2 separate regions of the Homo sapiens genome follow, and region 2 is linked to region 1. Evidence: chromatin loops called from intact Hi-C (ENCODE). Cell type or tissue: Calu3. All regions are shown on one strand. Each heading gives the region's core, and the rest is flanking DNA. Links, peaks and the distances in the headings are about the cores only.

What was found. A loop is a pair of places that touch in the nucleus more often than their neighbours do. Peaks named below come from ENCODE experiments on the same cell type or tissue, not always from the same donor. Only the 100,000 strongest peaks of a DNase experiment are listed, where the experiment ranks them.
Region 2: it touches region 1 in a loop (13-fold over the local background); 106 of 110 quality-filtered maps call a loop at or near these places.

Annotation. Positions count from the first base shown.
Region 1 is chr5:73,787,578-73,800,690 of GRCh38, forward strand. It overlaps ARHGEF28 (Rho guanine nucleotide exchange factor 28), which reads left to right. Exons shown (of 36, transcript NM_001177693.2): 8 at 6,825-6,877; 9 at 7,754-7,814. Among named protein-coding and RNA genes, the nearest start is that of ARHGEF28, 170 kb to the left of the region's middle. RefSeq lists an enhancer at 8,464-9,663. In Calu3, for the core only: a CTCF peak has its summit at 5,370 (motif pointing left); DNase peaks (open chromatin) are centred at 5,364 and 9,054.
Region 2 is chr5:73,585,469-73,598,581 of GRCh38, forward strand. No RefSeq gene overlaps it. Among named protein-coding and RNA genes, the nearest start is that of UTP15, 26 kb to the left of the region's middle. In Calu3, for the core only: a CTCF peak has its summit at 5,870 (motif pointing right); DNase peaks (open chromatin) are centred at 5,843 and 6,363.

The DNA.
Region 1 (13,113 bases), core at 2,355-10,354:
TCCCTGTGTCCACTTTATTCAACTCCCACTTACGAGTGAGAACTTGTGGTGTTTGGTTTTCTGTTCCTGTGTTAGTTTGCTGAGAATGATGGTTTCCAGCTTCATCCATGTCCCTGCAAAGGACATGAACTCATACTCTTTTTTATGGCTGCATTTTACAGAGCAATTCAGCCTTTTCTGTATTTCCTTTAGTGACTGACTTTGCCAGTCCTCTTTCTTCTCCTTGTCACAGGAAAGAACAGTCTCCATCATTAAAGGGACCATGATATGGATAGGATATCATGATGATATGATACTCATTTTGTATATTATTATAAAAAATCAGTATTTTCTCACACAGAAATAAAAATTCTCCTCACCACTTAGTTTATCAAAGGATTAAAGAATCATAGTTTGACTTGGAAAGAACTTTAGAGATCATCTGGTTAAACCCACTGTATGTTTGAGCTCAAAACTCAGAGGTTCCCCAGAGCTCACCTAGATGCAACACATTTGGCTCATATCTGAGATACTTTATTCTAGCTGAGTCAGATAAGCAGCCTAGAGAGAAAAAAAAGTATTAAACTCAACTAAGTATTCTAATAGAATTGCAGTGATCTTTACTTGAAAATATAGCTAAAGGTTAGTTTCTTTCTTGAGTTAAAGTAGAATCTAAGTTTGGTAAAAATGGAATTTTGTTTATGTCTTTGAAAGATGACTTGCTTAATTTTATTCAAGCCATTGATTAACTTAGGAAAATTATGCCCTGGCTTCAATTTAAAAATGCAGTTAACCCTTGAAAAACTCAGATTAGGGGCACCAATCCCCTGCACAGTCAAAAATTCATGTGTAACTTTGACACTCCTCAAGCTTAACTACTCATAGCCCACTGATGACCAGAAGCCTTGTCAATAACATAAACCATTGATTAATATATATTTTGTATGTTACATGTATTATATACTATATTCGTATAATAAGGTAAGCTAGAGAAAAAAATGTTCTTAATAAAATCATAAGGAAGATAAAATACATTTACCATTTATTAAGTGGAACTGGACCACCACAAAGGTCTTCATCCTTGTTGTCTTCACATTGAGTAGGCTGAGGAGCAGGAGGATTAGGAAAGGGTGGTTTGTCTGCGTGTTTTATCAAATTGTCAAAAAATCTCCAAAAAAATTACCAATATATTTATTGGAAATAATCCATATAAAAGTGGACTCATGCAGTTCAAACCCGTCTTGTTTAAGGATCAACTGTATAATGATTTAGAGCTTCTGTGTAATTGATAATTGCAACCAAATTTTGGGGCTGAGGATACTTTCTCTCCATAATTGAATTCTTTGCTTTAGAGATTTCTATGGTGGGCAGGGGTGGGGGTTCAGGAGATGTAAAAATCTGTATCATAAAAATTTATCAAACATGGAGTTATATGATTCAACAATTATACTCCTAGGCATATACTTAAGAGTAATGAAAACATGTATCTACACAAAAACTTTTACTTGAAAGAATGTTCATTGCAGCATTATTAATAATAGACAAAAAGTGGAAACAACTCAGATATCCATCAGCTGAGGAATAGATAAACAAAACAAAGTAGATACCTCCTATCTATCTATCTACCTATCTATCTAATGGAATACTATTTGGCAGTAAAGAGGAATGAAGTACTAATACATGCTACGGCATGGGTGAATCTTGAAAACATTATGCTACATGAATCCAGTTTCAAAAGACTACATATTGTGCAATTCAATTTATATGAAATATCCAGAATAGGCAATTCTGTTGAGACTGAAAATAGATTAGTGGTTGCCTTGGGCTGGGGTGTGGAAGGAGGATGGTGAGGTGGTTGGGGAGAAATGTGGAGCGATTGCTAATGCGTGTGGGGTTTTCTCATTGGAGTGATGAAAATATCCTAAAATTGATTATGGTGATGGTTGCAGAACTCAATATACTAAAACCCATTGAAGTGTATACTCTAAATGGGTGAATTGTATAGTATATGAATTATACCTTAATAAAGCTGTCATAAAAACATATATGGGGGAGTATATACCAACATTTAATGGTAGTTATATTGATTTTTTTGTTTAGTTTTTTTTCCAAGTTTTTATTTATTTTATTTATTTTTTTGATACAAAAGACTTTATTGCAGCATGGGCTTCATGTTCACATTGGTTCTCCTTGCCCAGCAAGTCCCCCAGGAGCCTTGTGAGCAGCTCAGATAGATGCTGCACACACACTCAGTTTGTGTCACAGCTGAGGAACCCCAAACTAAGAAATCCCAAATCTTATAAGGAGACTGCTAGCAAGCCTGCCCAACCCTTGCACTGGAAGAGGCTGTTATCTTTACTACCCTGGTCTGAAAACAAATCTGCCTTCATCCCCAGGGGAAACACTATTTCTCGGTTTCAAGACTGTTGGCCACAAAACCATCCTTCAAAAGATAATCCGGTAGAAAAGTTTTCACAGTAAGAGTAGGCACACCATGGAGAATGGCCTGCAGCAGTCTGGTGTTGCAAGAGGGCTACTGTGGCTCCAAAATCATTTCTTCATTGAACTCTATTCAGACAAAAAGAGCAATGGAAAAAGATCCTTTTGCCCTGCAACTTTTTTTTTTTCTATTAGTGATAGAAGCCTTTTTTGGAGAGGTGCCAGGAAAGTTTCTATTAAGACTCTGGCCAGAATTGGATCATATGTTAACCTCCAGACAAAAAAAACTGTGTAAGAGGAGGGACTTCTCCACTGTCTTAAATAATTACTTTTGTCTTTAAAAAAAGAAACACAAGTAATTTAAATGAAAAAAAACCTGTATTTTAAAGAAGATGTCTTAAATTCTTTCTGAAACAATATAGAATAGAAATATAAAAATGATATGCCAAGGAGCACATTTTGGAGTTGCTTGAGGCCAAGGATTTCTTCCATCTTGGTTTCTTCTCCCCAGCTGCTGCTCAGTAGGGACCAGTGGAGCTTGTTGAATTGAGTGGAATGTTGGGCTCTCACTCACTGATAAGTCTCATTTTGATATTTCTGTAAATAAGTGCCTCATTGTTGCTCCCAGTCCATATTTATACCGAGCAGGCAAAATGAAAGTTCTTATTAGTAGTCCCACTTTTAGGAAAAAAAAAAAAAAAGGAATAACTGGGATATTGAAACAAACTTTCAAAGTGTGACAACAGTCTCTGAATTAAGAGTGGCAAGTAGTCTCTCAAGTGCCTTTGCCATTTTAATTCTCTGGCCATTGTGAATTGAATTTGTACACTAGGATAAAACATTGTAGCAACACATGCAGGTGCAGTAGTTAGTAGTGAAACAGCAATACTTACTAAGTGGAGAGGAAAAGGGTTGGCTTTTGGACTTACAGAGCTGGAAGGGTGGGAGGAAGTAAGGAGAAAAGGATTCATCTGTCTATGAATCTGGCAGTTCAGAAGTTGTGATAAAATAGCGCCAGTATTGGAAGTGTTTCAATTAGTTAATTCTAAAAAGTAAACAACTTTTCCTTCTCTGTCCTGATCCACAGCTTGTCTAACCATCCACCACATCTTGTCAGCTATGTATATTTTGGGCCACCAGATGTAGGTGGAGATGAGAAGCATTTATTCAGCACCTGTTAAGTGCAAAGCACCCAGCTTGGTGCTGGGGATACAAGGGTTGAGCGGAAATCGATCTGGTCCCAGCTCTCCCAGAATTTACAGCCTATTGAGAAAAAAAGATTCATTCAAAGACTATGAACTACCCACCATGTATGCCAGAGAGGCACAGAGGCTGCTATGAACACTACCATCAGGGTGTTTTTCTGACATTTGTGGGGGCAGGCAGAGCAAACTGAGAGCATGATCCTGGTTTTCCACCTGTGCTTTTGACACTACCCTGTAGATGTAAGCCAGTGGTGGACTTGGTTGTTAACAAGACAACACTGGTGGTCTGGCTGCGTCTGACCACGATTCTTCTGCCACATCCAAATGGTGATTAAAATCAGAATACTGAGCATCCTGTGTTTTTGGTTGTAAGCTTTTTTATTTGCTTAAGTCTAGACTCTGTGGTCTCATTTGCAAAATAAGACAGTAAGACATGTGCATAGAGGTGAGTTTTTTAGGCGAATCTGTTTCTTAATGAGACACTGGCATGAATCTTACAGCGACTTAACCCTGTTCACTGGTGCAGTGTCACTAGTAAACATAAGTCTTAGAGATTATCTCTTGTTCCATTATAGTTTGGCAATAACAAAAACCATGTTTATCAAGTTTGGCAAGTCTGATTTAGAGGAGTAATCCTTACTTCTGGGTGGGCTTGAGGGCAAGATTAATAGGCCTTTAAAACAGAATAGGTAGAGTTACTGATACCATTATCTGCTAAAGGTTGCTATAGCAATGAGTGGTTTGATTGCACTGTGTAATTGGTGGTACAGTGGGTTAGTGTAAAAGGATCCTACTAATTTAACAGAAACTCTCCTAGAGCAATTTAATTAATCCATTAGAATGAATGCCAAATTCTTTGAAAGCTCTAAGATATGGTTCTGTTTAGTTCTAGGTTAATTAAAGATACATTATTATCTGGAATCAGCACAGTATCACTAATATTTTTAAATGATTTTTGGATAAAGACTTTCTACATTTAAGTTATTTTTTAAATGATGAGGTACAATTTTTAATGAAGACATATATTTTAATATAGTTTGTGGTACTTGTTCTGAAGTGAAAAAAATTGCACTGGACTACACGGAAAAACGTAGGCATGGCAAGCTATAAAAACTAGTTCACTGGCCTTTTGAGAAGGGAAAGGAAGCTGGAACCTAAATGCACTACCAGGTGTGAACACATCCTCTGTAACTGCAAACTTCACTAACAGATGAGATTGCCTTTTCCATTAGCAATCTGGATAAAATGTGTACTGTTCTTCCGAATAAATGCTGTATGTACAGAATTCTTTAGGAATGCAATATAATGATCATTTAAGAGTTTATGGCTGAGATGACTTTAAAGGAATGAATGTCCTAAAACAGGCAAAGTAAAAGGGTGTGACTCTTGATGTCTGTGCAGATGTGTCTGTTGAAACTCTGGTCCAGGTTATCCTTCCCTTCTTTTTTTTTTTTTTTTTTTTAACGCCTTTGTGGTTTCTTTCCTACTTATCCCAATTTTTAGTGTTTGAGTATATGAGTTTCAAAACCAAACCAAATCCCTACTGTACACTTATAATGTGCCAAATACCATGGTAGGTGCTTCACATCAATTTTCTGCATCTATGTAGTGGGACAAAAATGCTAATTTTAACTATGTGTTTTGGACTTTGGCACTTGAAAGCAGGTCCTTGAAGGGTGAAATTAGCCCATTTTGACATTCCTACCTCTGGCAATGTTACTCTGCTGCCACCTGGAGGCCTTCTGTGGGATGTGCATTTAAAGGCCGGCAGGGATGCTGTGTACACAAGCTGCCTGGGCTGGGTGTCCACTATGATCTTGTCCTCATTCCCTGCTGAGATCAGTTGACATGACCACACAAAATTGGGGTTATTACTTTGTTCGCTGGTTATTTCCTTGTTGGTTTAATCATAGAAGCTAATATGCATTATAAATTCAAGAGCAATATACTATTGTGGCATGCAAATGTAGTATTACTTGCTTTCTGCAAAGCAAATTCAAAGTTATTGTTGTCCAGATTTTTAGAAACACAAGACAAGGATTGTTGGTTTCTCTGCTCCATCCTGATCTTATTACTTATAGCTCCATCCTTGTAATTTGTCATCTTTATTATGATTTGTCATGTAGAGCCATATAAATGAATACCTTATACATTTTCTAAGCATAAACATGGATGATAACTCCTAGCATTGTTGCCCAGAAGTGAGAAGAGCTTGAATAAATCCACCTGCAGATTTGGGGCATTAGATAAATTAATAGGAGTGACAAAACGGAATAGGGAAGGTCTAGGTAATGAACCTGCTGGAAAACTTCAGGCGTTTCCCCAGGATTAGCATAAAGCAGGGCTGTGGGGGAAGGGATGTGGAGATTCCAGAAAAGGAGTGAGACCCCACAATGTTGTATGTTAATGCAAATCTGGGGTAGAGACTTTCAGTCATATGTCCTTGCTAGGGATATCGAGTGCTTTAATTTTCCCCAGGCCCAAACCTGTTCTTGGTGGTTATTTCGACAATAGCGGCTCTTGTTTAAGGGCAACTGAGTATTTGGGAACAGAACCAATCAATTAAACCACAGATAAAAATGCTGCCTTGGGTGAACCTTTTTTTTTTTTTTTTCTTCATCCCAGTACATCCTGACCACTACTGTTTCCAGGAAACCCTTTATTCAGAAAGAGGACACCCGGTGTGCCCGGGGCTGAGGTTGGAGCTGAGGGCTATGCTGGTGTTCTTGACCTTCAGTGATGTGTAAGGAAAAGCCAGACCTCTTATATAATGAATTACGCTCTTTTAAAACATATTGAAATCTGTGGTATTTGAGGAAATAGACATGTGGGATTTCCTCAGGTGGGTACGAGTCACGTCCTTACAATCTGCTATTTTGAAGAACTTGCGGTAGTGAGCAGCCTTCCTTTGGAATCAAGGGCATTTATTTATTTAATGATAATTTTTTCCCCTTCAGGATTTCCTGTGAGAGCTCCTGGGCTTGTTTCCATCTTAGTCCACACAGATAATACCAGAGTATGGACAGTCGGGTTATTAGACACTCTGCTCTGTGGAGAGCTGATTTTTAAGAGGCCTAATCTAAAAACCTATCTCTGTGCAGAAGGCTCCTGGGCAACTCATTTACACTTGTCAGCTAGTAGTTGTTGTTCTTCTTAACAAAAGCTCCCATCAGCAGATCCTGATAATTATTTCTTTTGCAGAGATTAAGAATTCAGTGTCCAGCAGATCAGCAGCTGAAAAGGAAGATATAAAGGTAATGAATGACTCCCTGCTTCTTTCTTTGCACGTCTTTCCATAAAGTAGAAATGAAGATTTAGTGGTAATAAAAATGTTTAAAAAACACTAAAAAAAGGATGTGCCCCAAGTCACTTTCAGAATAATGTGAAATTCTGTTTTCTTTTTCTTTCTTTTTTTTTTTTTTTTGAGATGGAGCCTCGCTCTGTCACCCAGGCTGGAGTACAGTGGCACGATCTTGGCTCACTGCAACTTCTGCCTCCTGGGTTCAAATGATTCTCCTGCCTCACCCTCCTGAGTAGCTGGGACTATAGGCGCCCACCACCACGTCTGGCTAATTTTTGTATTTCTAGTAGAGATGGGGTTTTGCCATGTTGGCCAAGGTGGTCTCGAACTCGTGACCTCAGGTGATCTGCCCGCCTCGGTCTCCCCAAGTGCTGGGATTACAGGCATGAGCCACCGTGCCCAGCCCCATTTTCTTTATCAAATTCTTAATCCCTATTCTTTATAACCAAACCTAGCTATCTTTCTGAGTTGTAGTTGTATATGCAAGATGATTGAATACATTCTGCAAAACAAATTTCTACTTGAAGTTTGATGTTTATAGATATTTGACAACAATGTGATTACAAGAGTAAATGTGGGAGATGTCCTCTGAGAATAAAATAACCTGTGTACAGCTTTCAGGTGTGTTTCAGCTTGGGATAGATTCATTACTCACTTTTAGCTGTTAAATAATATTAAGTATAAGACTAGTTTTCTGTTTACATGTGATGATACTTGTAACATGTTTTCATTGATGCTTTCCAAGGTTGTTTTTCTAGTTCACAAAAATAAACATTAGTGTAGCATATATGTAATTTTTTAAAAATCCACCTGACTTTATCTCTTCCAGCGTGTCAAAAGCCTGGTGGTTCAACACAATGAACATGAAGACCAGCACAGCCTAGATTTGGGTATGAAATAACGCTTTTACCTATACTCGTAGGGGCATCCCAGATCCAGGTTTAGAGTGGACAAGAAGCAAGTAAATTTTAACATAAAATATTCCTTCCTGGTAACCTTATCTATTTCCTGAAACGCATCCAGATAAATTTTATTTGTAGGATCATTTGTAATACTATGACTCTAGAGGTTGAGACTCCATTTACAATCTAAAAAACAAGGCAATCAAAGCTTTTCCTGAACAGTTTTACTCTGAGCCAGAAGCTGGCTCTGGACTTGTCATATGTTCCCTTGTTATTTCTGTGAAGTAGGCACTACCAGTCTCAGGTTCAGGTGAAGCAGTTGAAGCACTGGTGGAGAGTAGATGGTGGAACCGAGACTCATAACTTCATTCCACCTGGCCCTAGAATCTCCAAGCTTACCAAAATCCCATTTTGATGCCCAGTGGGGTCCCCTTGGAGCTGAGCCTATGTGATCTACACTGCTGAGCTCAGGAAAAGACCAGATGTTTGTTCTGGGATTTGAGTCTGATGTGAGTGTCCTTTCAGAGGAACCAGGTGTTCCTCCACCCTTGGCAAGGTAGAGGTATTTCCTCCCTCTGACCTGGGAATTCTCATCTGATTACAATATTCTGTTTCACAACTCCCTGAGGACCCCTTCCTAAATCTCCTCCCAGGTACTCTCTATTTCTTCAAGGCTAATTTGGACCCCAGCCCTATCTCTTGAGTTACTTAGAGGTGAATAGAGCATAATGAAGCTAATGGGGTGTTTGAAGATACAGGCTGAGCTATCAGCAGAGGCTGAGTTTGGGCACCTGGATGTCTGTGAAGACCTCTGGGGCTGACAAGTGAGAGGCAGATGAGCACGAACCACTCCAGTTGGTTTCCTCTGGTTCTGTGAAGCTGAGGCATCTCACACACCTGGAAGGCACACATGGGCAGGACAGTCTTAGAAGTTGCAAGGGGTGAGGTGTTGCTGATGGTAGTGACTGAGGGCTCAAGCTGATGTGAAATCAGGAAAAGCTAAATCAATGCTCAGAGTGAGATTAATGGAGAAGGTGGGTAACCCACGGGGTCACCGTGAGCCTACACGTGCATGGGGCTCCCTGGAGGCTGAGGGAGTGTGGTTGGTATGCTGTGCCAACACACGACAGAGCAGTTACAACCATTCGGAAATCATGCTGTGTAGAGCAGAGCAAGGAGGAAGCACCCTTGGTGTTGGTTGATGGTGTTGCTAGTAGCTTGGCCACATGCCAGAGGTGGTTTCCAGGATCTTGCTGCATGTGGCCCTACTGAAATTGGAACAGAAATTTAGACCCACACTAAGCAATATACACGTCCTTAATATTTTTGCTATTTAAGGTAAGAGTAATGATTTACTTACAGAAGAGGGGAAGAGGAAGGCAAAAAGAGAGCAAACATCTCTGTATAGATGGCTGTTGTGGGCCACTGATGTCAGGGCCATTGCTGTTACTCACGCACACAGGATGTCTCAGCTACAAATTGCATCATGCTCCTGGGAATGTTAGCTTTGAAGAATGTTTGCTAAGATGAATTGCTGGGGGAGGGAGGTAGGCTACTAAAAGTATTAAACACTGAGACGATCTTAATTTCAGGTTTTAAAAACTCACTCTAGTTTCAAACTTGTAAACTTGTGAGCAAGAAGCATGTGCTACGGAAATTGTAGTAGTCTGACCTCGTCTGAGTGTTTTGTCAGTAACATCATTAAGTCTGTGAAGGATTTGAGAAAGATAAATGAGCACAACTTTAGTCCAGTGATTTATGAAAAGGACCATGATGAGTGTTTGTTGTGCTAGCATTTTCTTTTTGGTTCATTTAAACTTTTTGAATTAATAAAGTCCCCTGAGTTTTTGCAAAGGAAATTATAACAGATTTTCAAAGAACCTGAGAGAGAAGGGGACAGCAAGCTGTGAGCAATAGTCAGATGGTCAGACACAGTCTGGAATAGGAAATGGGCTCTCCCTGGAGGCCACTTCAACACTCTTTTGTTATTTGTTATCTGTTATTTTTTATTTTTTGAGATGGAGTTTTGCTCTGTTAGCCAGGCTGGCATGCAGTGGCGCCATCTTGGCTCACTGCAACTTCTGCCTCCTGGGTTCAAGCAATTCCCCTGCCTCAGCCTGCCGAGTAGCTGGGATTACAGGCACCCATCACCATGCCCAGGTAATTTTTGTATTTTTAGTAGAGTCGGGGTTTCGCCTTCAAACTCCTGACCTCAAGTGATCTGCCAGCCTCGGCCTCCTAAAGTGCTGGGATTACAGTCATGAGGCACCACATCTGGCCTCTTTTGTTATTTTATAAGTGCTTTATTCTGCCCAGTCTCTGAGGAAATGCTGATAAATGGTGTGGGATAAACACATGATAAATGCTGATAAATAGATATGTAAGTCTTTGCTGACTTGTATTATTCAGAATTGTGTGGTGTGGATGTGGCCTCATCAGTGACACAAGTGCTGTTCCAGTGGCACCCTCTGTGCTGATGGACACATTTTATAGCTGTTCTATCCAGTGTAGTAGCCTGTGGCCACCTACGTCTATTGAGCATGTGACATGTGACTGAGGAATCGGATTTTTAATTATCTAATTTTATTGTATTGGACAGGGCAGAACAGAGTAAGTTCCCTTTGTGGTGGTGTTTTCTTTCTCCTTCTAGAAGTGTTTTATGCATTTATTGTTTTCTATTTTTTTTAAGTTGTTGTGGTACATTGGAGATGTATATATTTTTAGGGTACGTGAGATGTTTTGGTACAGGCATGCAATATGAAATAAGCACATCATGGGGAATGGAGTATCCATCCCTTCAAGTATGTATCTTTTGAGTTTACAAACAATCCAGTTACACTCTTTAAGTTATTTTAAAATGTACAGATTAGGTTGAGTATAGTCACTCTATTGTGCTATCAAATAGTAGGTCTTATTCATTCTTTCCATTTTTTTTTGTACCCATCCTTTGTAATGTTTTATTGACCTTTCAGGGCATCAAGAATTAACACTTACCATTAGTTTATAAGCTGAAAATGATGGTTGGAGAAATGTCTTGGGTGAGTAACAACTGGCAAGCTCATCCAAGCCGGTGCCCCAGAACCAGCTCCGCAAGGAGCTGACATCTATGTCTAATGCAGGACTTATGGCCCCATTCTCTGCAGATGCTGTAAGGGGTCGGCATTTTGTCGAAGGGGAGAATCATCAGTTGAAGGGCTAAGATCTGCTTCTGTTGCTATCATAGTGCAGAGTGGGACTCCTTCATATTCTAGGCAGGTAGGATGGGGAAAAATGGCAAAGCATTTGAAGGAAACAGAAGAAAAGAAGGTAGATGAAATGAAATGGGTCAATACCAAAAATAAGAAAAAAAGGGTCTACTTGGCTCAAGTAAATGGCACTAAACGTGATTAAGAAATAGGATCTGGCCAGGCGTGGTGGCTCATGCATGGAATCCCAGCACTTTGGGAGGCCAAGGTGGGTGGAACACTTGAGGTCAGGAGTTTGAGACCAGGCTGGCCAACATGGTGAAACCCTGTTTCTACTAAAAATACCAAATTAGCCAGGCGTGGTGGCGCATGCCTGCAGTCCTGCTACTTGGGGGGCTGAGGCAGGACAATGGCTTGAACCTGGGAGGCAGAGGTTGCAGTGAGCCAAGATCGCACCGTTCATTGCACTCCAGCCTGAGCAACAGAGCGAGACTCCATCTCAAAAACAAATAGGAACTGCTTAAAGTTTTGATCCTATTTCTTAATCATATTTAATGCCATTTACTTGAGCCAAATGGACCCTTTGGGCAGCAGCAAATGTTGTGCCAAGGAGAAGGGGAGTGAACATCTTGCAGGAACAAGTGGACAGCCTGTGGGAAATGGAGTAGATGGGGAGTCTCAGCTGTAAAACTGGAATCCCAATTGCAAACAAAGATGCATAAACCATCACTGAATCAGCAAAGCTGCGAATGGCTTGATTAGACACTATCTTGCAAACTCTACTTTTAAGAGGTTGAATCTGAAAAAATAAAGCTATGTGGCTTTGGTTAGAAATTAAGATATCCAGTTAAATGTTAAGTTCCTCCTTGAGGACTGTGAAACCATAATGCCAGTGTCTCAGGGGGAATTACAGAAGCTCCTGGAACATGATGCTCCTGTTCTTTCATCGAATAATATGTCAAAGTGTGAGTGAGGTTGTGGGTGACAGACCAGATGTGGTGACACTCATACTGAAGCTGATTTTCCTGCAATAATATATCACTCATGGTCTGCATTAGATTAAAGAGGACATGAAATTTATTTGGCCAAAGCTGAATATCTTATGACTATTTGGATGGAAAAAATGAAGGGTTGGTGAAACTGACATGTCAAAACAAGAACTGTGTGAGCATGTTTTGACTTTCCCTATGAGGGAAGGTGATAGGGAGATAGAGACACTCCCTATAGGTGATAGGGGACATGAGGATAGCACTGGCTGGCATCCTCCTTTCTGCTTGGAGAGTCTCAGTACTTTGAAGCTCTAGGCATGAAGCGCTGCCTCATCTACTCTTCCAGGTCTGGCTGGTAGAGAGTGGGCTTGGCGCAAGTGCAAGAGAAGATATTAAGCATAGTATCTTGCAAAGTAAGCCTCTTGGAAAAAAATTATGTTAGTCTTCTATAATTATAGAAATAATAAATGTTCACAATAGAAAAATTGGGAATTTTAGAAAGAGTAGAAAAAGAAATCCCTATAATATCCCCACCCAAAGGCAGTTACTATTAAATTTGGGTATATTTCCTACCAGCATTTTTTCTCATGCATGCATTTCTTTTTTACGTAGCTGTGATCATGAAAACAAGATAATTCGTGTCCTGTGTTATTCATTTGACATATTCCATAAGTAAGCTCCATTATAGAAAGTAACTTAAAATGATGTTGTATGTTTGTTTTTGTTTGTTTATGTTTTAATAAAGCATGTGGATTACTTCTATAAGACGAAAGGGAAAATGTAGATCCTATGCACAAGTATTTATTTCCCTCCAAACCCCCTTTTTATAATATGTATTGTTGATTTTATAGAGTGACCTGATCAGTACATGTAGGGGCTCAAATCACAGCTATTCTTTAATACTTCGGGTTACTTCATTGCTATTATTGTTTGTTACTAATATGTAAGATGAGGAAAAGACAACCTTTTGGTGGGTGTTGGGACTGGGAGGGAGGGCATTGAGGACAGATGAACCAAAGCTGGATATGGAAGGAAACCCAACTTCATACCAAAAAAAACAAAACAAAACAGAAAAAAGAAAGAAAAAACCCGTCTAGAGGCCAGTTGGGAAAA
Region 2 (13,113 bases), core at 1,635-9,634, 200 kb before region 1:
TGAAGAGTTGCGGTTTGCCTACTAGAGATAGCGAGCCAGAGGTATGAAAGATGTTGAGAGAACTAAGCATTATGACAACAGCAGTATTTGAAAGAGTGACAGCAAGCCAGGAGCTAAAAAGTTGAAAACATGATAGGTCTCATGATGTGTGGTGACCAACAAGGTGGGAGGTATTAGGGATATAGTCAGATGACATGAGATTCAGTGGTGAGGCATTCTTGGGAAGGAAGGTGGGAGAATGGTCTGGAAACAGCATTGAGGATTACCTATACAACTGTTAGGAGTTGTACAGGAGATATGAGAACACCATCAGCAGCACTGGAGAGGGCTGCAGAAGAAACAGTGTCCTCAGCAGAGAGCCAAGGCTCAGATCAAAGGCGTGGAGAGAATGTCAACACGAGGTTGAGAGTCTGAGGGTTGTTGCTGATGACTGTGAGACCCAGAGGGCAGAGGCAAAGGGTTTTATGAGCTAGAGAAGGATAGAAATGGGACCACAAGAGAGGATGTATGGAGTCTAGGAGATAAGGCATGATCTAGGGTTCCTGGCTTCTTGTGGCAATAACTGGCATAAAGAGGGTTAGAGGGCATGATGACAGCCCTGATCATCTTCAGGTAGATGCTGGGTGTGAGGGAGGGAGAGAAGTGAGCTCTCCCCAGGAGCTTGTAGAATTCTGGGCACCATTCTTCACACCTGCCACACAGGTGCTGTGGCGGGTGATAGAGGGGCAATCACTTCTACAGAAACAGGAAAACAGATTAAGTTCACTCCAGATACCCAGTTTGTAAGTGAAAAACAAACAACAACAACAACAAAACAGGATTTGGATTCACGTAGTCTGTTTTTACAACCTGCACCATTTATCATTGCTTGAGACAGCCTCATCCTCATTCTGCTCTCTCTCTTCCTCCCATATTCAAGCAGTTTTCAACATAACCCTCAGCTGCCACATCCTAGATGTCCTTTTGTTTTTCCATTCCCATCGCCATCTCTTTGTGGCCCCAATTCCTTTGGACTTCTGCAGCACCCTGCCTTACAGCTCCTCCAGCTTAGCAGTCCTCCAGTCCATCCTCCGTATCATGGCTAGAGTGGTCTTCAGAAACATTTGATCTCATCACTCCCTGGAGACAGTCTATCACAGTGTCAGGGGGAATTAAAAGGACATGGTGGCAACTGAATGGAAGTGATAATGTAGGAGGTGAAACGACCAAACCCTCCTTCCATCCTTCGCTTTAGCTCAGGCAGCTTCCACGTAGAAGGGTCTTTGGCTTGAAATACTTATGATGTTATCCTCGGTTGGAAATTTGGTTTTTTTGGAGATCTTGATTCTGATTCAGAGCCTGTCGCCACTTATTTTTTCAGTCGATGTTTATTCCTCAACTGTTTTTGCATCTGTTTACACAGTTCAAACATCCAGCCACTCTCCACTCTGACCTGAGAACATAGAGGCAGGGATTCCTGCTGGGTCATTGTGCTTTTGGTACAGAGTTAAAGTCTTGAGCAATTTCTCCTAATGGTTTTCTGTTGTTTTTGCTTTTGTTGTTGTTGTTTTTGAGACAGGGTCTTGCTCTATTGCCCAGGCTGGAATGCAGTGGTGCGATCATGGCTCATTGCAGTCTCAACCTCCCAGGCTTAAGCGATTCTCCCACCTCAGCCTTCCGAGTAGCTAAGACTACAGGCCCACGCCACCACTCCCAGCTAATTTTTTTTTTTTTTTTGGTAGAGACGAGGTCTCACTTTATTGCCCAGGCTGGTCTCCACTCCTGAGCTCAACTGACCCTCCCACCTTGGCCTTCCAAAGTGCTGGGATTACAGGCATGAGTCACCGTACCTGGCCCTACTAAGGGTTTTCTAGTGATCTTAAAATTAATTAAAATTAAGAATTCAGTTCCTTAGTCACTTTGCCACACTTTGAGATGGCTGAAAATAGCCACATGTGGCTTGTGGCTACCATATTGGACAACACAGATACAGAACATTTCCGTAATTGGAGAAGTTTCTACCAGACAGCCTTGGACCTTTGGAGAAGTGCAAACTCTTTCTTTCTGGAGACTTGAGTCCACTTCATTGATCTGGTCTGAAGTACTCATCTGGCAGCTACTTTATCTGCCAACGCAGCCACTGGCTTGGTCCTTCCTGGCTCTGGCCCATCTGTTTCTAACTTAGTTCCCTGGCCCTGACTGCCCCAGATCTGCCCCTGAGTTTTCTTCCTCTCACTGATTCTTGCTCATAAACTCTTCCCATGGCTTGATTCTTCCAGCCCTGTTGCTTGGCACCAGCTCCCCAGGCATTTTCTCTAGCAGCTCAGGGTCTGAGGAGAGGTCTTTTAGGACTGCCATCCATGTGCTACCTCCCCTGACCAGGCTGGAGGAGAGGGACCTCACCTCAGTAGTCTTGGGTGATGCTGAGGCAGCAACGTACTTCGTACACACACATTGGCATTCTTCTGTTTATTCATTTAACAGATGTTTCTAGGCCATAAGCTGTGTGCCCTGAGGTCCTTGGGCTGTGATAACATTGGGGAATGAAGCAGCCCTCTGATGTCTTGAGACTTCTCATGTTGAGGATAGCCACCACCATGCCCTGGAAGCTCTCACCACTCTAACTAGAAATGCTTAACTCACATCCTCTCTAAATAGAGTACAGGCAGCTGCACACTGAAACTGAGATTGAAGAGGATACAGTGAAACAGCAGGGTGAGTTCTAGGCAAACTGTGGCCATTGCAGACTTTCTGTTTTCCTCAGCCTCCTTGCTGACACCCTACCACCCTCAATGGCTGCCCTCCTCTTTTTTGGAGGAATACCTAATGCTTGCAGAATCGTCAGGCCTCTCTCCCTTCTTCTTCCTTCTCTAATCAAAAGAGGGAATCCCCTGAATTATTTCCATTATAATGTGTCTATGTTTTAGTCAATGCACTGAAATGTAAGCACTGTGACTAACGGTGGACTTTGTTTTTGAACATGAACCAGGTAAGAGAGAGTTGGGAGGTGGGGAAGAGAGTTTCTGCTTTTGAAACTCAGTAATGTTTATTAAAAAGCCCAGCCCTCAACATATACTTGCTTTTGATAATTTTCTTTACCTTGGCAGGGAGAGAGAAAGGGAGGGAGATTGAGTTGAAAAGCTTGAGACTTTCCCTGAGAGAGATCTTAGATTTTGGGGAGGTCGAGTAGGGAGGGAGCAGCACAGTTGGGACTATGGAAAGACCATTCCCAGTGGCTTCCAGGGATAGAGAGAAGCAAATGCCAGCATAGTGAGATCTTCCTTGCTCTCGTTTGTCTTGCCAAGCTCCAACCTACATTTTTATTTTGGTCTTACATCCCAATAATCCCCAACAAGATGCATGTACTTTGGCCAAAATGGATTGTTCCTTTAAAACTTACTAGTTTCTCATTTTAGTTAACAATATAGTTTTAAATAAACAACATATGGACCGGGCATAAAATTCTAAAGTGCAAAGTAGACAGTGATAAGTCTTTCTCTCATCCTTTCCCCTAGTCACCCAGTTATCCTATCTGGAGGCATTTATAAACATACACTTTTAGATATATATCTGAATAGGTATAGATATATCTCTATATAGATTTTCCCCAATGTAATTGAAGCATAATATATATAATGCTGTTCACGTTGCTCTGTTTTTTTTGTTTGGAAAAAGTAATAACATACTGTAGCTATAGTTCCCTATCAGTACGCATAGAACTGCCTCAAAAAATACACACATAGAAAAATTTTCTGACAGTACAAAGCAGTATATATAATAGAGTAAAAAAAAATCTCCATTCCTTCTGGATCTCAGCCCACTTTCTTCTAAGGTAATGTCTTATATTATGGTTCTTCAGGGAAACAGAATGAATAGGAGATTATATATATATATATAGTCAGATTATATATTATATATTTTATATATATATATTATATATATATATATTAGCCGGGAAGTTCCATGATTTGCCACCTGCAAGGTGGAGAACCAGGAAAGGTGGTGGTATAATTCAGTTCAAGTCTGAAGGCCCGAGAACCAGCAGCTTTGGCATCCAAGGATAGAAGAAGATAGATGTCCTGGCTGAAGAAGAGAGAGTGAATTTGTCCTTCCTCCACATTGTTCTATCCAGGTCCTAACAGACTGGATGTTACACTCCCACATTGGTGAGAGATCTTTACTCAGGGATCTTTACTCAGTTCCCTGATTTAAATGCTAATCTATTCCAGAAATATCCTCACAGACACACCCAGTAAATGCTTTACTGGCTATCTGGGCATCCGTTAGCCCAGTCGAGTTGACACATGATACTAACCATGACAAGGCTCTTACCAGTTTCTTAAACGGCTGTAATAATCAAAGTTCAGTTGTCCTAGAAATAGAAATCTTCTAGGAAGCTAAAGTAGACGGGACTTAATACAGGAAGTAGGTCCTTATGAAATCACTGGAAGGGCTAGAAGAATAGGGATAGGAGGGAGGGAGTGCTCCAGATGGAGCCACTGTTCAAGAGCATGGCTCCAGAGAGCAAAAAGCTACTGCTCCTGCCATCATGAAGCCAGAGGATATACCCTGGCAAGCTGGGTCACTTCATCACAATTGCATCTCATTCCCCATCTCCTTTCCTTGCTTGCTGACAGTAACAAGCAGGAAGCTGGCCTTCCGCTCATTCCTGACTTTCATATCATGTTAGTATATCTAATTGGAGGAGCCCAATTTTGCATCCAGGGCATTATCTGGAAAGGAATGTGGGAACTATGGCTTTTAGCTTTCCAGCTCTACAGTTTTGAAGACATCCTAGAAGGAGGATAGAGCAGAGGAGGATGGAGCAGAAGGTAAGAGAGCCAATCCACACAATATTCTCCCCCAAATATTCTACACATCTTTAACCATGTGCATGCACAACCTCACTTCTAAACAAATGAGATCACACTATACCTCTGTTCTGCATTTCAGGTTTTCCACGTATTGTGTATTAGTGGTTGATCCATCTCAGTACAGACAGCTCTACATCATTCTTTTTTATGCTGGCCTCCTATATTACTATACAGCTGTGCCATAATCAGTTTAACCAGTCCCCTATTCATGGGAATTTAGGTAGTTTTCAGTCTTTTGCAGTCACAAGCAATTCTGCATTGAGCAAGCTTTTGCCTAAGTTTGTGTGTGTTTTGAGGAGTATGCTAGAATAAATCAACATGGATTATTCTGACCCCAGAGAACAAGACTTTGTTTTCCCACCCCAAAGTCTTTGTGTGGTAATGCCTCATCCCTGCTGCTCATCTTCATCTACAAGGGATGCTGTCCACCCTGGAGACCTCCTTCTCATGCATACACGGTACTTAACACTCCACAGAGTACCTGATAACTGCACGAGAAGCTGTGATTAGTCCAGTTCTGCACATAATGACACTGAGGTGACGTAGAAAGTTTAGGTGACTTGTCCAAAGTCACACAGTTGGTTAGTGGCAGATTTGGGATTTGAACTCAAGCATCTGCTTCAAGAGTACATATTCTCAACCACTACAGGAATAGCATCTTATTTTCTAGAAACATAGAGCAAGTCCTTAGTCACCTTTGTGTCTTTGACTTTATCCACAATAAACAGCTGGTAGTAAATATGTGTTGAATGAGTAAATGAATTCTTATCGGATCTAGTTGGCAATTTATATGAAAACAGCAGTTTTGTTACTATGCACAACATGAAATTATTATTATATCATTTTGCCTGAGACACAACTCAAAGCAAAGATGTTTCTGGAAGCTGCCCTTCTTGTCCATTGAGAATTTTAATCAGGTAAAATTGAAATCATGCATTAGACAACCTACCTCAGTTCACCATTAGTCCACCAGGTGGCAGTATTATCTTGAAAAACCACAAGAAGCCTGCTTTCTCCCCAGCTCTTCCCCTGAATTGGTGTTTTAGAGTCATCAGAGTTGGCACAGAATAAACCCAAGATATTTGGTTATTACTGTGTTGACAAAGTAGCTTTGAAAGTTCAATTATAGTTATTAATAGATACCAGAAATGTGGAAATAAAATCTAACCAAGGTTCTATTTCTTTTTTAAATTGGTATATACTCTTTGTACATATTTATGGGTGGCGTGTGGTATTTTGTTGCACCCATAGAATGTTTAATGATCAGGTCAGGGAATTTTTTTTTTTTTTGAGAAAGGGTCCAGGTCCACACTGTCGTCCAGGCTGGGGTGCGGTGGTGTGATCATAGCTCACTGCAGCCCTGAACTCCCGGGCTCAAGTGATCCTTCCACCTCAGCCTCCCAAGTAGCTAGGACTACAGGTATGCATCACCATGCCCAGTTAATTATGTATTTATTTATTTTAGAGACCAGGTCTCGCTATGTTGCCTAGGCTGGTCTTGAAATCCTGGCTGCAAGCCATCCTCCCCAGGAGGCCTCTCAAAGTACTGGGATTATAGGTATGAATCACTGTGCCCAGCAAGTCAGGGTCTTCTGGTATCCATCACTTCAAGGATTTATCATTTCTATGTGTCGGGAACATTTCAAGTCTTCTCTTCTAGCTGTTTTGAAATATACATTGTTGTTAACTATAGTCACCCCACTCTGCTATTGAACATTATAACTTATTCCTTCTATCTAATTGTATGTTTTTACCCATTAACCAACCTTTCTTCATCTCCCTATCCTCTCCCCTGACACACCCTTCTCAGCATCTGTTATATATCATTCTACTCTATCTCATGTGATACTTGTCTTTCTGTGCCTGGCTTATTTCACTTAACATAATGACTTCCAGTTCCGTGCATGTTGCTGCAAATGATGAGTTCATTCTTTTTAATGGCCTAATAGTACTCCATTGTGTATATATAGCACATTTTCTCTATCCAGTCATCTGTTGATAATCACTTAGCTTGATTCCATATCTTTGCTATTGTGAATGGTACTGCAATAAACACGGAGTGCAGGTGTCTGTTTAATATACAAATTCCTCTTCCTTTGGATAAATGCCCAGCAATGGGATTGCTGGATTGTAGGTTAGTTCTATTTTTAGTTTCTTGAGACATCTTCATACTGTTTTTCGTAGTAGCTGTACTAATTTACATTCCCACAATAGTGTATATGAGTTACCTTTTCTCCTCTGTTATTTCTTATCTTTTCAGTAATAGCCCATTCTGACTGGTAAAAGATGATAAGTCAATATGGTTTTGATTTGTATTTCCCTAATGATTAGTGATGTTGAGCATTTTTTAACGTATCTGCCCATTTGTATGTCTTCTGTTTATTCATGTCCTCTGTCCACTTTTTCCTGGGATGATGATGATGATGATGATGATGATTGTTATTTTACTGTTGAGTTGTTTGAGTTCCTTGCATATTTTGGATATTAGTCCCTTGTTGGATGAATAGTTTGCAAATATTTTCTCCCATTCAATGGATCATCTCTTCCCTTTGTTGATTGTTTCCTTTGCTTTTTAGTTTAATATAGTCCCATTTGTCAATTTTTGTTTTTGTTTCCTGTGCTTTTGAGGTCTTAGCCATAAAATCTTTGCCTAGGCCAGTGTCCTGAAATGTTTCCCCTATGTTTTCTACTAGTAGTTTTATAGTGTCAGGTCTTATGTTTAAGTGTTTAATCTGTCTTGAGTTGATTTTGTATGTAGTGAGAGATAGGGGTTCAGTTTTATTCATCTGTATATGGTTATCTAATCTTCCTAGCCCCTCTTATTGAAGAGGATGTCATTTCCCCCATAAATACTCTTGGAAGCTTTGTTGAAAATCAGTTGGCTGTAAATATGTAGAGTTATTTTCTGGCTTCTGTATTTTGTTCCTTTGGCCTACATGTCTGTTTTTATTCCAATACCATGCTGTTTTGGTTACTATAGCCTTGTGACAAATATGTTTTGAAATCAGGTAGAGTGATGCCTCCAGCTTTGTTCTTTTTGCTCAGGATTGGCTATTAATGATCTTCTTTGGTTCCATACAAATTTTAGGATTGTGTTTTCTTTTTCTGTGAAAAACGACATTGATGTTTTGATAGGGATTGCATTGAATCTGTAGATTGCTTTGGGCAGTACGGTCATTGTAACTATATTAATTATTTCAATCCATGAGCACGGGATGTTTTTCCATTTGTTTGTATCCTCTTCAATTTCTTTCATCTGTGTTTTGTAGTTTTCATGTAGAGATCTTTTATCTCCCAACATTCTATTTCAATTAAACTTTTCAACAATGTAGACTAATGGAAAGAACAGAGCTATAATAATCTTGGGTAAGTCCTAGCTTCTCTGGGCCTCATCTTCAACATCTGTCAAATGGGGCAAATATTACTTCTCTTGCAGGATTGTTGTGAGAATAAATACAATGATATATGAACTGTGTCTTACTTACTTACTGTGTTTTTCACATGTTTGTGATTATGGAAAGTCTACTTGCCCTGCACCAGTTGGGAGTATTTTCTTAGTTGACCTGATTACTAACATCATTTGAATCACTTGGATAAGGGTTAAGTTAAAGTTTTCTTTTTATGTTATTATAAAGGATGTTTTCTAAATAAATTATTTACGTAAAAGAATATAACTGACTTGGGACTGACTGCTTACAAGCATTTTGAAAGTAAATGATATAATTGCAGTACATACAAGTAAGATACTGGGCTGGGCACGGTGGCTCATGCCTGTAACCGTAGCACTTTGGGAGGCCAAGGCAGTCAGATCACTTGAGCCCAGGAGTTTGAGACCAGCCTGAACAACATGGCGAAACCCCATGTCTACAAAAATAAACAAAAAATTAGCTGGGTGTGGTAGTGTGCACCTATAGTCCCAGCTACTCAGGAGGCTGAAGTGGGAGGATCACTTGAGACTGGGGAGGTTGAGGCTGCAGAGAGCTGTGATCACACCACTGCACCCCAGCCTGGGTGACAGAGTGAGACTGTCTCAAAAACAAAAACAAACAAACAAACAAAATATAATAAGATAATAACCACTAACCACTTGTTCATAAAGTAAGATGCCAGTTCCCACTCCCTCATTGGTGTTATATTAGACATTTTAAATAACGTTGTTTATGTCTCGAAACATATTTATTATGGCAGATTTTCCTTTATTTAAATTAACTACTGTGTGAGACTGTAGTTAACTACAGGTGGGAGTATGTGATGACTTAACTGAGCAGAAAGTTAAAAATATAAACTGTGTTAATTTGGTCAGGTGCAGTGGCTCACACCTGTAATCCCAGCACTTTGGAAGGCCGAGGTGGGTGTATCACCTGAGATCAGGAGTTCAAGACCAGCCTGGCCAACATGGCAAAACCTCATCTCTACTAAAAATATAAAAATTGGGTGGCAGCGTGTGCCTGTAATGGCAGCTACTCGGGAGGAGAATTGCTTGAACCTGGGAGGCAGAGGTGGCAGTGAGCCGATCTCATGCCACTGCTTTCCATATATATATATACACACACACACATACACACATATATATATACACACACATTCCATATATATATACACACACACATATATATATACACACACATATATATCTATATACTGTGTTAATTTAATGAGAGTTGGCAATTTTCTACAAGCAGTGTTATGAGGTATTGGACTCATATAAAAAATATATTCATAAAGTGGTTCAAAATGTTTAAAAAACACGACTTAAAAATACATGAGTTAAAAGCAATTTTTTGTTTGTTTTTTAGATGGAGTCTTGCTTCTTTGCCCAGGCTGGAGTGCAATGGCGTGACCTCGGCTCACTGCAACCTCTGCCTCCCGGGTTCAAGCAATTCTCCTGCCTCAGCCTCCCAAGTAGCTGGAATTACAGGCACGTGCCAGCATGCCCGGCTAATTTTTGTATTTTTTTTTTTTTTAGTAGAGATGGGGTTTCACCATGTTGGCCAGACTGGTCTCAAACTCCTGACCTCAAGTGATCTGCCCGCCTTGATCTCCCAGAGCGCTGGGATTATAGGTGTGAGCCACTGCACCTGGCCAAAAGTGATTTCTTTATAGGAAAAAAGTTGAAAGCAGTAGCCAGACTTTCTTTTACTGTTACTCATTTAGAATAAAATATTTTATGTCTCACCTGCCTCACCCATTCTTTTTTTTTGAGACGGAGTTTCCCTCTTGTTGCCCAGGCTGGAGTGCAATGGCCTGATCTTGGCTCACTGCAACCTCTGCCTCCCAGGTTCAAAAGATTCTTCTGCCTCAGCTTCCCTAGTAGCTGGGATTGCAGATATATAATGCCACCATGCCCGGCTAATTTTTTGTACTTTTAGTAGAGATGGGGTTTCACCATGTTGTCCAGGCTGGTCTCAAACTCCTGACCTCAGGTGATCTGCCTGCCGTGTCCTCCCAAAGTGCTGGGATTACAGCTGTAAGTCACCGCACCCAGCCTGCCTAACCCATTCTTATCTGCCAGTGGGAGTAGATGTAGATTATAATAAAGATTGAGAAAAAACAAAATAGACAATTCACAGTGAAATTTATTGACAGTAGCATATGTGAATTTCCTCATTATATAATTTCTAATATAAGACTATGAGTTTACACGTGATTCTTTACTATAAAATTATTACCCATAAACTTAAACATAACTCAGTGGTTTGATTTACTTACCTTATGAGTACATTGCAAGTTAATTAAGGTAGCATAAGTCAGTAATCATTAATGAGAGGAGTAATCATTAATGAGAGGAGTCTATGATCAACTTTTAAAGAGAACAATGTATAATTCTACTAAGTATAAGGTTGATCAAAACTGGAAAATTACAAATAATATGATGATGATGACTAACACTGATAATGTGCTTACTAAGGCACTGTTCTCACTAATGTACGTATATTAGCTTATTTAATCTTCATGATAACTGTGGGAGCAGGCACTCTTACTGTTCCTATCAACATTCCTATTTTTGCAAATAGATATTTCTATACTGTGTAGTTTAATAAAAATTAAACACAATCAGAAAGAAGTAACAGGAAGTAACCATAGATGCAGAGAAAATTTAAACAATTTATAAGAGTACTTGATAAAACTTTATAGAAATACATTTTAAAAGTGTGATTACATGAATGCTGTTTTAAAAAACATAAATAAATAAAATAAATTCCCAAAGAGACAGAAAACTGAAAATGGTCACTGACCAGGGAATTCATTGAGAAGGTAATCTGAGAAGCTCTGAACTCAAATATTTTATTAGTGAATTCTTCCAAACTTTCAAGGAAAATAAAATTCTAATTATACTTAAACTGGTCTAGGACTTAGAGAAAAAAACTTCCAACGTCATTTTCTAAAGCCAGCAAAACACAATATAAACCTGAAAAATTTGTTTTTGGTATGTTGTACTATAGTGGTGGGTTGCACTATTGTTCAAAATATTTATTGTCCCTCCTGGGGGATGGATTAATTATAGGCCTTCATCCCACTGACATCTGGCCTGTCTTTAGGACTTGACATGCTCCCCCTTGTGGCTGGATTACTTATCCCTATCCTGTTGAAGCCAAGAGTAGTTCTCCAATTTGCCTTGGCCAAATGGTCAATGAAATAAGGGCAGAAGTGACATTATGCCACTTAGAAACAGAAGTTTTAAAATAGAGTTCATGGTTCACCATGTCTCTCTTATCTCTACCATGATGACCACCAATGTGTCAGATAAGCTGCTTTATCCACTTCATTCCAGAGGGAAGATGGCATGGAAGAGAGGCACAGCAGATGGTGGACACAGACCATGAGTAAGAATTAAACCTTTGTTACTGTAAGCTGCTAACATTTTGAGATTGTTTGTTATCACAGCATAACCTAGCCTACTCTGACTGATGCACTCCTCTTCTCCCACACAAGAAAGCTGTGGACTACATTTACTTATGAACACTAATTTTAAAAATCTTTAATAAGGAAAAGATTTCAGGCATACATTGTAGGAATAATATACCCCCAGCTGAGATTCATTTCAGGAATGCAAATTTGATGTTCCTGATAAAATAAGAAGAGATTTATATTTCCCTGACATGCAATCTATAGTAGCTCAATAATGAAATACTAGAAATATTCCCATTAAAGTCAAGAATGTGACAAGAGAGCTTATTAACTCCCCTATTATTTAATCTTTACATCCATTGTATTTTGAGCTTAGTTTTTTTTATATTAAAATCCTGCCAAACACTAAATGTTTATATGTGAAATGTTGAACATCTGTTCTAATTCAGTATTCTTTCCTTCAAATAATTCTTTTGGTTTTAAACCTCTTTATATTTTGCACCTGAATACTGCCTAAGTTTTGATGGTTTCATTGGTTTATTAGCTAATAGTACATCTCCACAAATACACAATAAATTGTATTTGTGGAGATGTACTCTTGGCTAATAAACTGAGGTTTTAGTATTCCACCCTCAATTATAGCCTCAAAGCTGAACTCAGTACACGAGGGATCATATTTTGGAGGAAAACTCAATGAACTCTTTGGTTTTCCTGTTCTCTGGAATCACTTCCATCATCCTTATTTTGTTTACCTTTACTGCTGCTTTTAGAATAGGTCTATATTTTCTTGATAAAAACGTTCAGTGAATTTTGTTTCACCATCAGTTAATTGAGGTTAAAGACATAGGTATTTATTTCCCAACTTTGGTCAATAAAGAAAAACTTGAGTCCAGTCACGGTGGCTCACGCCTGTAATCCCAACACTATGGGAGGCCGAGGCGGGTGGTTCACTTGAGGTCAGGAGTTCAAGACCAGCCTGGCCAATATGGTGAAACCCTGTCTCTACCAAAAATACAAAAAATAGCGGGGCTTTGTGGGCACCTGTAATTCCAGCTACCCCAGAGTCTGAGGCAGGAGAATCACTTGAACCCAGGAGACAGAGGTTCCAGTGAGCTAAGATTGCACCAGTACACTCCAGTCTGGGCAACAGAGCAAGACTCCATCTCAAAAACAAAAACAAAAACAAAAACAAAAAGACAAACTTGATTACAGTGTAAATTTTCTTAAAAATAATGTTATAAAAATGTACACCTTTTCTCAGATTTTTGATATACTTTTGGGTTAAAGTTGATGAATAATCTTGCACTCTGTAATGAGGTCCTACTGTGTATGACTATTATGTGAGTCCTGCCACATGCAAGTCATCCTAATGGTCTACACACTATTCAAGAAGATGAGTCCACTGACCATG